3 separate regions of the Mus musculus genome follow, and all the other regions are linked to region 1. The links are chromatin loops, found by intact Hi-C in ENCODE. Cell type or tissue: left cerebral cortex. All regions are shown on one strand.

Region 1 (4,000 bases):
CACTTTCCATTGCAAAAGGACTGTTGCACACCCACGGCAGCAGCAGTTCTTACAGGAATGCCATGCCCCCGGCTCCTCCAGAGGTGTCAGCTCCCATTTGCCTTCCAGCCCTTTACCTCTGGTTTGTATCTGTTACCTCATTTGAGGTGCTTTCCCTGAGGTGACCCACGGTCTGCTGGGATGTGTTTAAAACTTTGTCGTGCTTAAAGTTTGACAGCATCTTCCATGGTGGCCGCTTGTCTCTGCCGTTGCTGCCTTCATTCATGTCGTTGGATAGCACACTCTGCCTCCATGCTTGCCTTCTGCCTCTGGCTGTTCTCAGAATCCCTAAGTCTGCCTCAGTTCCCCTTCTCCTGACCCTTTGCTCTGTGGAGTTGATCTCAATGAATGCTCTTGGTCAGAAAGAGAAGCATCGTTGTCCTCAAATCTCTCGCAGTCCGGAGGGAGAGAGACAGGCTGAGCTGCAATGCTGCTGCTGACAGAGGATGGGAAGGAGCACCAGGGCTCCATCCGGGGGAGCTGGTGCTTGACCGGAAATCCTTGGGAATGAGTGAGAGCTGGATTCTTAGGGAAGGAGCAAGAGGGTGCCCAGAAGAACACTGGCACAACCAGGGCACAGAGATCAAAGAGCCTTTGCTGAGTGCTGGCACTGCTGCTCACCCCTCTGAGGACACACCTGTCTGTCTGAAGGAAGACTGGACCCAGTTGTGGCAAGGTAGCCAGTAAGAAAGCCATAGTCACTTTAGATCCTAAGGCTTATCCTGGACTTACTTAGCTGTCCTTGAAAAAACAATGAGTTTGAAGCCAAGAAACAGTCATCCAATCCCCAGGAGCGGGAGTTGCAACATCCTGGTCTTTAAAAGCAGCTTACACTCTTAGCTGCTCCATCTCCCCAGCTCCAGAAACCATGTCTTAAAATGGGCTTTTCCTGTAGGGGAGGGGAATAGATAGATTGCAGATAAAATGTAGGATGTTGAAAAATCATCGCAGTGGGGACTATGAGTGTACCTCAGTGGGTAGGGTATTTGCCTAGTGTCGGTGAGGCCTGGAGCAGGGGGTTGCAGGAAGGATATGCCTGGTAACTAGCCAGATTTGATTTAGGCAGAATTGGCCTCTGTAGAAGCCACTTGGGTCCCCTGAGTTCTTATTGCTGAGTCCACGGGGTGAGCAGCTGTTTCTAACCACCATGGTTTTGGCTAGATATGGCCGAGAGTTGTGTTTTATGCATGCTTGCTCTTATGTGCTACTTGGGTATTGGGTCTTCACCTTTCTCGTAGTTTGAAGCAGTCTCATCTCATTTTTATCATGAAGTATCTTTGAGGCAGATAGCATGGCTCAGGAAGGTTGTTATCTCACGTGAGAGCAAATGTAGCAGTCAAGGTGCTTCGTACAGAAGGGAGCTGCACCAGTTGGCACAGCACAGCTACCTTGAAGGCTCAGTTTACAGGGTTAAGCTCTTCCTGTGTAGGGGCCTCCTCTTCTGTGCCTGTGCAGTCCCAGATTTGGCCAGATACCAATCCTAGAAGAGGCTTTTAAATAACGATCAAACAGAGACCAAAGTAAGATCCATTAGGGTAAGGAGGTGTCTCTTCCATCCGTGTCTCAGGAGGTCCTCGGTGTCTGTAGATGGGGCCATTGTCATTCACCCCAACATTCTTCTTCGTGCGGAGCCATGGCCATTTGCTCCATGGTTTTCTTTTCTTTCAGGGCAGCCCTGAGCATTGTTCCCATTGTTCTCCTTCATGGGGAGCCCTGGCCTTGGATCTGTTGTTCTGACTGATGAGGAGCGCTGGCCATTGGCTCCGTGTGTTCTCTACTGGGGTAGAAAGTCAACTGGGAATGTGGACTGGGGCACGATCAGCCCACCTCTACAGCAATATCAGTGGAGATCTGGGGAAGGAATTTTGTGTTCTTAGCCCCCTCTGCTGGTTTTGTTTTGTTTTTCCTGGAGCTAAAAGTCAAATATCAGGATTCTTTTTTAAAGTAGTTTCTTGATACACACTTCTACTAAAAACCTCTAAATTTGAGCTGAACAAATCGGTAAATCCTATTTTGACCACTGTAAGTTTGACCATCAGCAACATCTTCTTTATTTGTGTAATTTAGCTTTGTAAGGTAAGGTCTTACTGTACAGCTCAGGCTAGTCTCAAACTCATAGCAATGCTCTTGCCTCTGCCTCCCAAGTGTGCTGGAATTACTGGTGTGAACCACCACGCCCAATCCAAGAAGTGCTCTGATGAACATGGACAAATGAGAAACAGGAGGGTTTGAATTTAATCCATCAAAGCCTTCTGGTCACAGGTTCAGTCCTATTTACTCACTGTTAAGGAGAATCCAAAGGAATAGTGTTGACTACAATAAAAGCAACTGAGCAAGCCAAGAAATTCCTATGTGAATGTGTGTCTTCAAACTGTTACATTGAGAACTTTAGCTTTAGCTAAATGGGCACTTGCACCCATCTTTCTGTGAGGTCTGACTCTGTGTGTAGATTGCCCCTGAGCTGACCAGCATCAGCTTGCTCTCTGAGGTCAGTAAAAGAAGTGTAATCCTTACCTTTACTCCCCTTCAGACCAACCTGGAATCCCATCAGACAAACAGTTGCGGATAATTCATCAAGATTATGTGGGCGGAAGTGCCGTGAAGCCCTGATACAGCCCATGGGCTGCTTGCAAGCAGTAAGGGAGCCTCTTTAGTGCAGTCGGAGAGAAGCTTGCAGGGCAGTGGAGTTAATGGCACCTAAAGGAGTGGAGGTGGATCGGGTCTTAACCACTGGAGATGGCTCAGCAGTTAAGAGCGCTGACTGCTCTTCCAGAGGACCCAGGTTCAATCCCCAGCCATCTGTAACTCTACTTCCAAGAGATCCAATGCCCTCTTCTGGGCTTTATAGGCATCAGGCATGCACATGGTGTATATGCAGACAAAACACCCACACATACATTTAATAAATTTAAACAGGAAGAGAGGGGCCCCTAGAAGGGGAGTTCACAAGTTCTCCTCAATTCAGCCTGGAGTGTAATGTACTGACTTTGATGAATTTTTTTTTTTTTAATTTAAGAAGCACTGTGGTCTGAGTACTGGCTCAGGCCCTCTGTAAGCTAATTATTAGCCTGCCCAACTTACTGTGAGGAAGTTACCTGTCACGCTTTGGCAAAGGCAGACCCAGCAGCTTCTAACTCTGAGTTCAGTTTTGCAAGGCTTTTGTATATGTCTCAAAAATATTACCAAAACAAGCATTTTGGTAACAGGTATCAGGTTTCTAAAACCATTTAGCCTCTGGCCCAGTTCTACATTTGCCATTCTTGTCTATGAAACAATAAAAATGTGGAGCAAGGGGTGGCATTACATAGCTACCCAGGAGGCTACAGCAGGGGAGTTACTTAGCCAGAGCTGGAGGCCAGCATGAGCCCTGTTGTTAAAAAAAAATAATAATAATAGTAAAGAAAGGCCAGAGAGATGTCTACACAGCAGCTAAGCCTGCTGCTCTCGAAGAGGACTAGAGCTGGAATCTCAGCACTCGCAGTAAGAGGCCTATGACACCTGTAACTTCATCTTCAGGAATCTGGCACCCCCTTGTGGCCCCCACAGGCACCTGCATGAAGGTACTCACGTACATTGTAAAAGATGAAAAAAATGAAAAAATATGGATAGCTATTAAAATGCTTATTTTAGCAAATTTATAATATTCAGTTTAATATAAACAAATGTAAATATTCAGATAGCATTTAGGTAAATCCAGTAAGTAAGCAATAATGCAACATGCATGCATGGTATAGGATATGACTCCACCAGTAACAATTATATTCATAAAACATGTGTAACATGGGCTGGAGAGATGGCTCAGGGGTTAAGAGCACTGACTGCTCTTCCAAGGCCCTGAGTTCAATTCCCAGCAACCACGTGGTGGCTCAAAACCATCAGTAAGGGGTTCTGATGCCCTCTTCTGGTGTATCTGAAGACAGCTACAGTGTACTTATATAAATAAAAATAAATCTTTTTAAAA
Region 2 (4,000 bases), 180 kb before region 1:
TTCACTGGGAAATTTGCTAACATAACATCCTCCAAATTGTGTGCAAGGGACGGGTGTTGCGACGGTGCTAGTGGGAGGCAGATGGCAGCAGGACTTCTTAAGTTGACCACAGCTGTCCCACCGATCGGTGGCCTTCCTAGTTCCACTCTGTGATGACCAAGTCTCGAAGCCCCCCTCCAGGCTTCCCTGCCAGCTTTGGCTGATTCCCTTTTAATGCAAACCCGGGCTAGGCAAGGCTGGGCCCCGCTGTCACTCGGGCTAACTTGAATAAATATCCCCCACAGTTCATTGCTGCCGCTCACGCCGCGGAGGGGAAATGTCGGCCATGTTGATCGTAGCGCCTCCGCCGCCAGGCCGAGCAGGACCCGGAGGGGACGGCGGTGGGCCAGAAACTGCCACCTCGCTGACGCTCCCGGGCTGGGGAGGGGTGGGAGGCCGCGGGGAAGGGACCTGGAGGCGGGAGCGGCCGTGGGGGAGGGGAGCATAATGAAGAGGGGGCGGGGAGGGCGAGCTAGGCAGGATCAGGGAAGGGAGGGGGAGGGCGAGGGCTGTTACCTTGATAGCATAGGGCGGCTCTTCGAAAGTGACCAGCATATACCTGTCTCCTCTGCTGGCAGGGTCCCGGGCACGGAGCTGCGGGCCAGGGTGGGGACGGGCGGGAGAGAGGGAAACACAGAGGCGAGGTTACCAGTCGCAGAAGGGTCGCTGGCCGCCCCCACAGTACCGCACACGCAGGGCCGTCCCTCCGCCGCCCCCCGCACCCACAGCAGCCCCACATGGGCCAGGCCCAGCAGAGCCCGCTCCCAGCGCCCGCCCGCCCGCGCGGTGGGGGAGGGGTCCCCGCGCCCGCGGAGCCCGCAGTAAACCCGCTGCCCCCCGCCCTGCCCCCCGCGGGCCACCGGGTCCGGGTCACCACCGGGGCTGGGTTAGTCGGTACCTTCATGAAGGTCTCTACCGCGCCTTTGGCCGTGTCCAGGTAGGTGGTGCCCAGATGGCTGCGCTGGTTCATAGAGGCAGACGTGTCTATCAGGAACAGTAAGATGGGCATAGTGCTGGCCGGGGACACCGGGGCCCGAGGTGGTGAAGAGATGGCAGAGGTGGAAGCACCGGCGGCGGCGGCGGCAACCGCCGATACGCGGGGCGGGGAACGCGGCCCCCGGGAGGAAAACACCAGCTATGGGGAGTTTCTCCCCCGATAGTTGAGAGGAAACTCCCCAGCCCAGGTCCTCCCGGCCGTACCCCCGCCTCCGGCCTGCCTGCCCGCTGGGGCGGCCGCGCGGCCGTCTGTCCGTCCGTCCCCCCCGGCCTGGGGGTCCCGTCCCCACTCCCGGACCCTGTGTGTGTCCCCGCGGGAGACGGGCCCAGTTCCCCACCCCACCCCCAGTGCAGGGAGTGGGGACCAGGGATCTGGCGAAGAGGGGAGTGGGCTGAGGGGAGATTGGCCCTGGGGCTGTTGAGAGAAGTTTGAGAGACTCCCTCCGCACCCCAGCGGTGTCACCACTTTCTCAGCCCCTCTCGCTACTGAAGCGCTTTTCTCTCTCACACTCCGGTTTTAACTCGGGCAGGGGCTACGTAGGCTCCGCCCCTGACACGTACTCGGGTCATGTGATCCACAGGCCCACTGCCCTATTGGCTGGTCCTTACAGCCTCATTAGCATATTCAAACAGCTCAGGGGCGGGGGAAGCCTGCAGGCCGACCGAGAGGACAGTTATTGAGCACGCGCGGAGGCGGGGCAGCGGGTGCACGCTAGAGCCAGCGCGCAAGGGGCGGCGGGCGGCCCGAAGCCCGCAGCCGGGAGGCGGGCTTCGGGAAGGGGCGGGGACAGGCCGCGGAAGCACCGCGGGTTGGGGCGGGGACTGCGTCGGCGCGCGGAGGGCGGGCAGCGGCCCTAGGCGTGTGTGTCAAGGCGGCCGGCCTTTTGGCTGTGCGCGGTGACAGGGTCGGGAGAAGGGAAGTGGAAGCCGCCCCCAACCTGTGGGTGAGGGCCCTGCGTCGCGATTTGAGAACGCAGGGCCAAGAAGGGTGAACGGACGAAGAATACGGGAGCGCGCAGGCCCACGCGGCTGCAGCAGGCCGGGCCTTGGGGCGGCCCGGAGGGGGCGGGGGAGGGGAAGTGAGAGGTTGTTTATGACCTGGTATTAATCCCCGCCGGTCTTTCGGCTCCGGCTCTAGCCGGTCAGAGGATCCACCGAAAAGGAAGCCAGCCCTGGAGTGCCTCACCCAACCCTGCAAACCCGAAGCGGAACTCAGATGTGGACTAGTAAAGCAACTGTCCTCTCCAACCTAGTTCTCTCTTCAAATCGTGTTAAGGCACTAGACTAGATTAAGAAATGAAAGGGGGGCCTTCCAAATCCTAATCCACTGCCCTCGTTTTAAAAGTGAAAAGGGATGACCACGTTGCGCAGGTGACCCAGAGAATAGATAGGTTCCTGGGAAACCCGCCTCTCAAGTCTTTGCCAGTGTTGTGTCGGAAAACATTCTCAACCCCTGTCATATTAAGTCTTCAGTCTGCACCTGCAAGTCCGGAGAATTGTTCTCAAATGTAGTTGGGAAACTGCAAGACCCGCTGCCTGAAATATGAGTTGAATTCGGAACATTGAGGCCTTTTAAGAGTCGGTATTTGTAGGGCTTCTCCCACTGGCCCTGCATTTCCGGATTTTCTCTGCTGAAATTCTGGCCTGCTGGGCATCTGTAGTGACATGCTTGTGGCGCTTTTTTAAAATCAGGCTTTGTTGTTTGGGCTTTTCCTAATATTTCAAAAACAAAAGCCTCAGAACGTTGTTTAACTTATTATCAGTAAATAGTAGCATACTGTTCTATGGGAATAAACCATAGTACAGGCATGAGTTTATTAGAGAGTAAGACTATTAACTGATTAAATAACAACCAGGATGTGCTGCAGGCTAGTTATGCCTGGGGCTGGTAGAAATTAATATATGAATTGTGGTCCCTGTCTTCAAAGAGTTTGCAGTATTCGAAGAAAATATAAAAACGTTGAAAATCAGAAAATGATTATTGTAATTCGGGAAGAAAAAAACAATCCCTTAAATGGAGGGTGATAGGAATAGTTTCCAAGGTTTGTGTTTGTTGCTTAAGACTTCAGATCTCAAGAAGATCCTAATAAGAGATCAGTGACAATACAGAGTTGTTTTTGCAGCTCTGACATTTTTCTTTCCGTGTTAGTGCATAATTTTCAGAGAATTCGTCTCCCTTCTGGCCATGGCCTCTCAAATGTGTGTGAGTCCTGCCTGTCTGAAAACAGGCCATAATAATGTCTACTTCCTGTGTATTGTGGAATAGTATGAGCCCAATATGAGTTAAAGAAGCAACAGCAGCTGCTAGTGAAAAGAAAAAAGAGAAGAGAAAAATCAGGGCACTAAAAATGTGAAGAAAGCTTTGCTGATAGTCACAGCTAGGCAGAGGTACCAGCCAGCAAGGTTATCAGGCCCAGATAGCAGAATGCCTTTAGTCCAGAGAAAGAAATTTCCTCCTCCATATTAGGTTAGTTCTGATGGCGAGGAGGGAGGCTAAACCAAAACCATGTTTGAAGGAAATCAGATGAGTCTGATGATATAACATACTCCCATAATTAATATATCTTTTACAGTTATTTGAGATCATTTTCCAATTAAACCATGGCAGTTATTCCCTGAATCAGTGGTGTTGGCAGGTTGTCATCTAGGGTTGTTATGGACATGTGTGGTGAAGTTGCAGGTTAAATGCAAAGATCAGGAGAGACAAATCTTGAGAACTCACCTGGAGCAAATAACCAGAACCCATGCTTGTGATAGCACTGAAGACCAAAGATCAGATTTTCAGCCAGAAAGCTCAGAAGTTCTATATGACAAGGCCATTAAGTTGAACAGGAAATAGGATATATATGTCTATGTCTGTATATGTATTTATACAGCAGATACAAGTCAGAAACCAGGAGACATTGACAATCAGCCCTAGACAGAAATGGGCTACACTTACTCTGAAGTGACTGGTTTGCTTGGT
Region 3 (4,000 bases), 300 kb before region 1:
GATAGATAGATAGACTCTAATCTATTTTAAAGCTTCCAAAAAGTAGAGAGTGAACAAAAGTAATCAATAACAGTCAAAAAATTGTCAAAGTGCCCTTGGGCAAACTAAAAGTGTTCACACCCTTTTGCTCTTCCCCAGTTACCATTTGCTAGTGTGTCACTGTGAGGATTTGTTTCCAGCACTGGGCTCTGCCTATGCTGTGTTCAGCATAGGTATTGTGTTCCATCCGAATCCTCTGAGAAGACAGAAATCCTGCTCTTCCTCATCTCTGCTGCTTTTCTTTTCCCATCGTTGCAGAGCCTTACCTCACAAGGTCTTCCTCTCCTCACTGGCACTACCACTGCTCTCAAGTACATCAGCACGCTTCCTTTGGCTCCCCCACCCCACCCCACCCCACCCCTGCATATACTCCAAGCAAAGGAAGCAATAAAGTCTGAGAGGACCCAGATCCCATATTCTCTCCAGGGAGAAATGTCTCACTGATAGTTCCCTCAGAATTCACACATCTCAGAGTTAATCTCTCCTTCCCATCTGCCTACCTCATCCTTCCTTCCAGCTTCCCCCATGCCTGTCACAGGCTGCTGGAAGCATACATCTTTTCTGCTAGTTAATGAATTCCTTAGGAATCCTACATTGCATCTCACTCCTGTTAGGAGCTCTAAAAATGTACTACACTGAGCTGCTTTGCCTTGAAAACGTTACAGGAGAAGCAGATGCACACATTTCCATGACATGAGAAAGTTAGGGAGCCTGGGACCGCTACCACATTTCCATTTAAACAGTGTGGCAGTTTCTGGGAGGGATTTGAGCTCTGGAGGACTACACTTGACAAATCCATAAATTCAGGCTTGCTACTTCAGCTGTTGGCAGCTATTAAATTTTCATTCTGTCCTGTGTGCCTCCAGTTGCCAGAGCACCGTCTCCAGATGAATTCCCTGGGCATCCGGGTTCATTTGTTTAGGTCATTGCTGATTTAAGGAAAGTGAGTGGGGCTGAAGCAGCTTTTCACAGCTGTGAGTCACAGCTGTGGCTCCCTGGGGTGCCGAAATAACAGTGCTGTGTGCTAATCCAATCTGTGCGTTTCCTGGGGCTGTCATTACTGCAAAATGAGGTAAACTCGGTGGCTTAAATGCTCTAAGGAAGCTGTAGTGCATGCAGCTGGAAATGAGGCAAAAGCATCTCGAGACAGTAATGATGAGTTACGATCAGAAAGGAAGACATCCCCAGCAGCCGAAGGAGTGTATCATAATCACTGTGGATGCTACCACAAACAGACTGTATACGCGTGTATACTGTGTGCTCATATTCATATATGCATAGATAAAATATAATACATGCTACAGCCACTAAAGACATACCACACACACACTCATACACTCACACTGCATATATGTATACAAAATACATGCTCTTGTCATAATATTTACTCTCTAGATACAAATATGTGTACCTTAGTCCCTACATATACTAATAAAAATTCTATACATATACATGTATTCATATGTATATACAGACTATAAATAATTAATACGACCATTAACATATCTCCTCCCTGATATTCCGCAGTCTATCACCAAATGATACTTCAGTACCTCAAGTGTCACAATGGGCCCACATCAAGTTCATGCACAGACCTTTTTCTTGATAGCCTACCCAACAGTGATGAGAAACAGGTTCTTATGACACCATCAAATGTGACAAATCACAGTGACACTCATTGTGGGTGTATTTATAACAAGCTCTCTTTGATATAGCAATGTGTCTACTGAAGCCCTAATTAATGCCCAGAACCTCAGAATATAACCTCATGGGCAGAGAAAGCTTTTAGAGAGCTAAAGACCCTAAAAACAGGGCATTAGGAGAGGCAAGTCCAATATGACCGCTGTCTTACTAGAAGAGACTGGGCATTTGCTGAGAAACGACCATATGACATAGGGAAAAGACATCATTTGCCAGCTAAACAAAGTACACTGAGAACACACGCCCTGCCAACACTGCAGTCCAGCCTCCAGGCTGGGATTCCAGCCTCCAGAAGAGGGAGATATGTTCCTGCTGTTTGAGCCACCACTCTGCAATGCTGTTAGACGGCTACAGGGGGTTTCCTGCCCACAACACCGAAACTATAAAGTTGAGGGCAATGAGGTTTTCAGTCTTCAAAAATTGTAAAAAAGACAAAAATCAGAGACCAGAACAAGGTCTGACCCCGTCCTTGATGGGCCACATGACCTGGCCTCAACTACTGAGCCTCAAGGACCTCATTCGCTTCAGAGAAGTAGGAGTGCCTTCTGGTAGGGTTGCTATGGAAATAAAACTGAATCGTGTACAGAAAAAAAAAAGTGTCTAACAAAGTAGCCAGCATGTAGCAGATATGCTTTTTAAAAAATAAGAAATCAGTCAGGCCAAACCCCGACACTTAGAAGGCAGAGGCGGGAGAATCTTGAGTTTGAAGACTGCCCGAGCCTTTTTGTCTCAAAACAATCAGAAGACATGGGGATGTGTGGGCCAACAAGCAGCACAACTCTAGGCTCAGGGTGCATGTCACCAGTGGCAGGAACTGGCGTTAGCATGCCACCAGTGGCAGAAACTGACTTTAGCATGTCACCAGTGCAGGTAGTGGCTTTAGCATGCCACCAATGGCAGGTACTGGCTTTAGCATGTCACCAATGTTGAGTACTGGCTTTTGGTCAGCATCAAAACTTTCTGAAATAAACAACTGATAGAGAGTAAGTGTTTCTTTGGTCCATTTGGTTCCTTTAGGAGGCTCCAGCCTGTGCTCTGCTGGGGGATGGGGTGGGAAAGGGGAGAATCCTTCATCACCTTCAGGCCTCCCATAAGAGTGCAGGGTGGCAGTAACAGCAGCCACATTGTAGAGCAAGCATCTCCCCTCATGGCTAGGAAGCTAAAGAGCAGGAAAGAGGGGACAAGAGACCACGGTCTCTTTAGGGGCACACCCTAATGACCTACATACCTCTTAGAGAGCCCCATCTCCTAAAAATTATACCACCTACTGGTAGCATCACTCTGGATGTCTAGGTGGCATTCAAGACCCAAATGTTACCAAAAGTTATGAAAATTGGCAGAGGCTATTGATGTTGTCTCCCCTGAACCTCCCAGCAATGGTAGACCTTTGTTCCCTTAGTCTTATAGGTAAGCAACTGGGAGGTTCATAGAAGTCAGGAAAAAGGTAGCTCCAGCCCTCTCAGCCAGTAAGAGAGACCAGTCCTGTCTCTTGTCCCAAGGCCTGGCCCCAAGGCTCGTGTACTTAACCTTGGCAGCACACTGTGTCCTGAGCCAACAAGAGCTCCTGCCAGCAACACTGCAGGGGATGCTCTGCAGCAGCAGTTGGATTGACAGCTTGGCCTTTTTGAAGAAGTGTGACTGACAATCCCAGCATCTTTGGATGAGGCTCTTCAACCGCAAATAAAAATGGCACCACTCGTCTTTCCTCCAGAAGGGCATGTCTGCTGGGGTCACCCTTGGGAGTGCAGGTGCATTTTTGAGCTTGGCAGAGATGATTGGCTGACCTGGAGAATCACCGAGAAAACCGCAGCTGTCTCACCTTGCTCTGAGGCAGGGGAACACAGCCACATCTCAGAGATGACAAGAAAAAGGCAACGGAGGTGTAGACTGCTGGGAGACATCCCTTCACCATCTAGCGCTTGATTGTGTGCTAGTCAAAACAGTTTTGTTCTATTTTTAAACACTGTTGAAATGAAGACTAAATTAATGTGGACTCAGATTTGAATGGGAAGAAAGGCACCAAAATCCATAATAAACTGACAGGCCGATTAATGTATCTGAACAGAGGAAGGAAACCATAGAAACAGACTGGAGATCATGTGGACTTCATTCATAGCATGGAGAAAGCAACTAAAATCTTCATGCAGAAATTAATTAGCTGTATAAGGCACCCAGAATGTGAGATGCTCTAGCGCTCTTCTACATCCCAAGGAAGAGGAAGTCATTGCCTCCTAACGAACAAGAATTTTTAGAATTCATG

Evidence for each region. Peaks named below come from ENCODE experiments on the same cell type or tissue, not always from the same donor. Only the 100,000 strongest peaks of a DNase experiment are listed, where the experiment ranks them.
Region 2: it touches region 1 in a loop (5-fold over the local background); 13 of 42 quality-filtered maps call a loop at or near these places.
Region 3: a loop joins it to region 1, with 2.8 times the contacts of the local background. A loop is called at or near these places in 2 of 42 quality-filtered maps.

Annotation. Positions count from the first base shown.
Region 1 is chr14:62,936,055-62,940,054 of GRCm38, forward strand. All of the region lies in intron 6 of Wdfy2 (WD repeat and FYVE domain containing 2), which reads left to right. Among named protein-coding and RNA genes, the nearest start is that of Defb48, 46 kb to the right of the region's middle. In left cerebral cortex, CTCF peaks have their summits at 1,929 (motif pointing left), 3,583 (motif pointing left) and 3,881; a DNase peak (open chromatin) is centred at 1,906.
Region 2 is chr14:62,759,611-62,763,610 of GRCm38, forward strand. It overlaps Ints6 (integrator complex subunit 6), which reads right to left and starts at 1,502. Exons shown (of 19, transcript NM_008715.2): 1 at 938-1,502; 2 at 556-633. The coding sequence starts at 1,048. It overlaps 4931440J10Rik (RIKEN cDNA 4931440J10 gene), which reads left to right and starts at 891. Exons shown (of 7, transcript NR_045503.1): 1 at 891-976. In left cerebral cortex, a CTCF peak has its summit at 1,947; DNase peaks (open chromatin) are centred at 295, 523, 1,048, 1,643 and 2 more places; H3K4me3 peaks cover 2,706 bases; H3K27ac peaks cover 2,695 bases.
Region 3 is chr14:62,637,252-62,641,251 of GRCm38, forward strand. All of the region lies in intron 1 of Gm52153 (a long non-coding RNA gene), which reads left to right. Among named protein-coding and RNA genes, the nearest start is that of Gm23816, 4.2 kb to the left of the region's middle. In left cerebral cortex, a CTCF peak has its summit at 2,062 (motif pointing right); DNase peaks (open chromatin) are centred at 624, 1,009, 2,085 and 3,781; H3K27ac peaks cover 1,401 bases.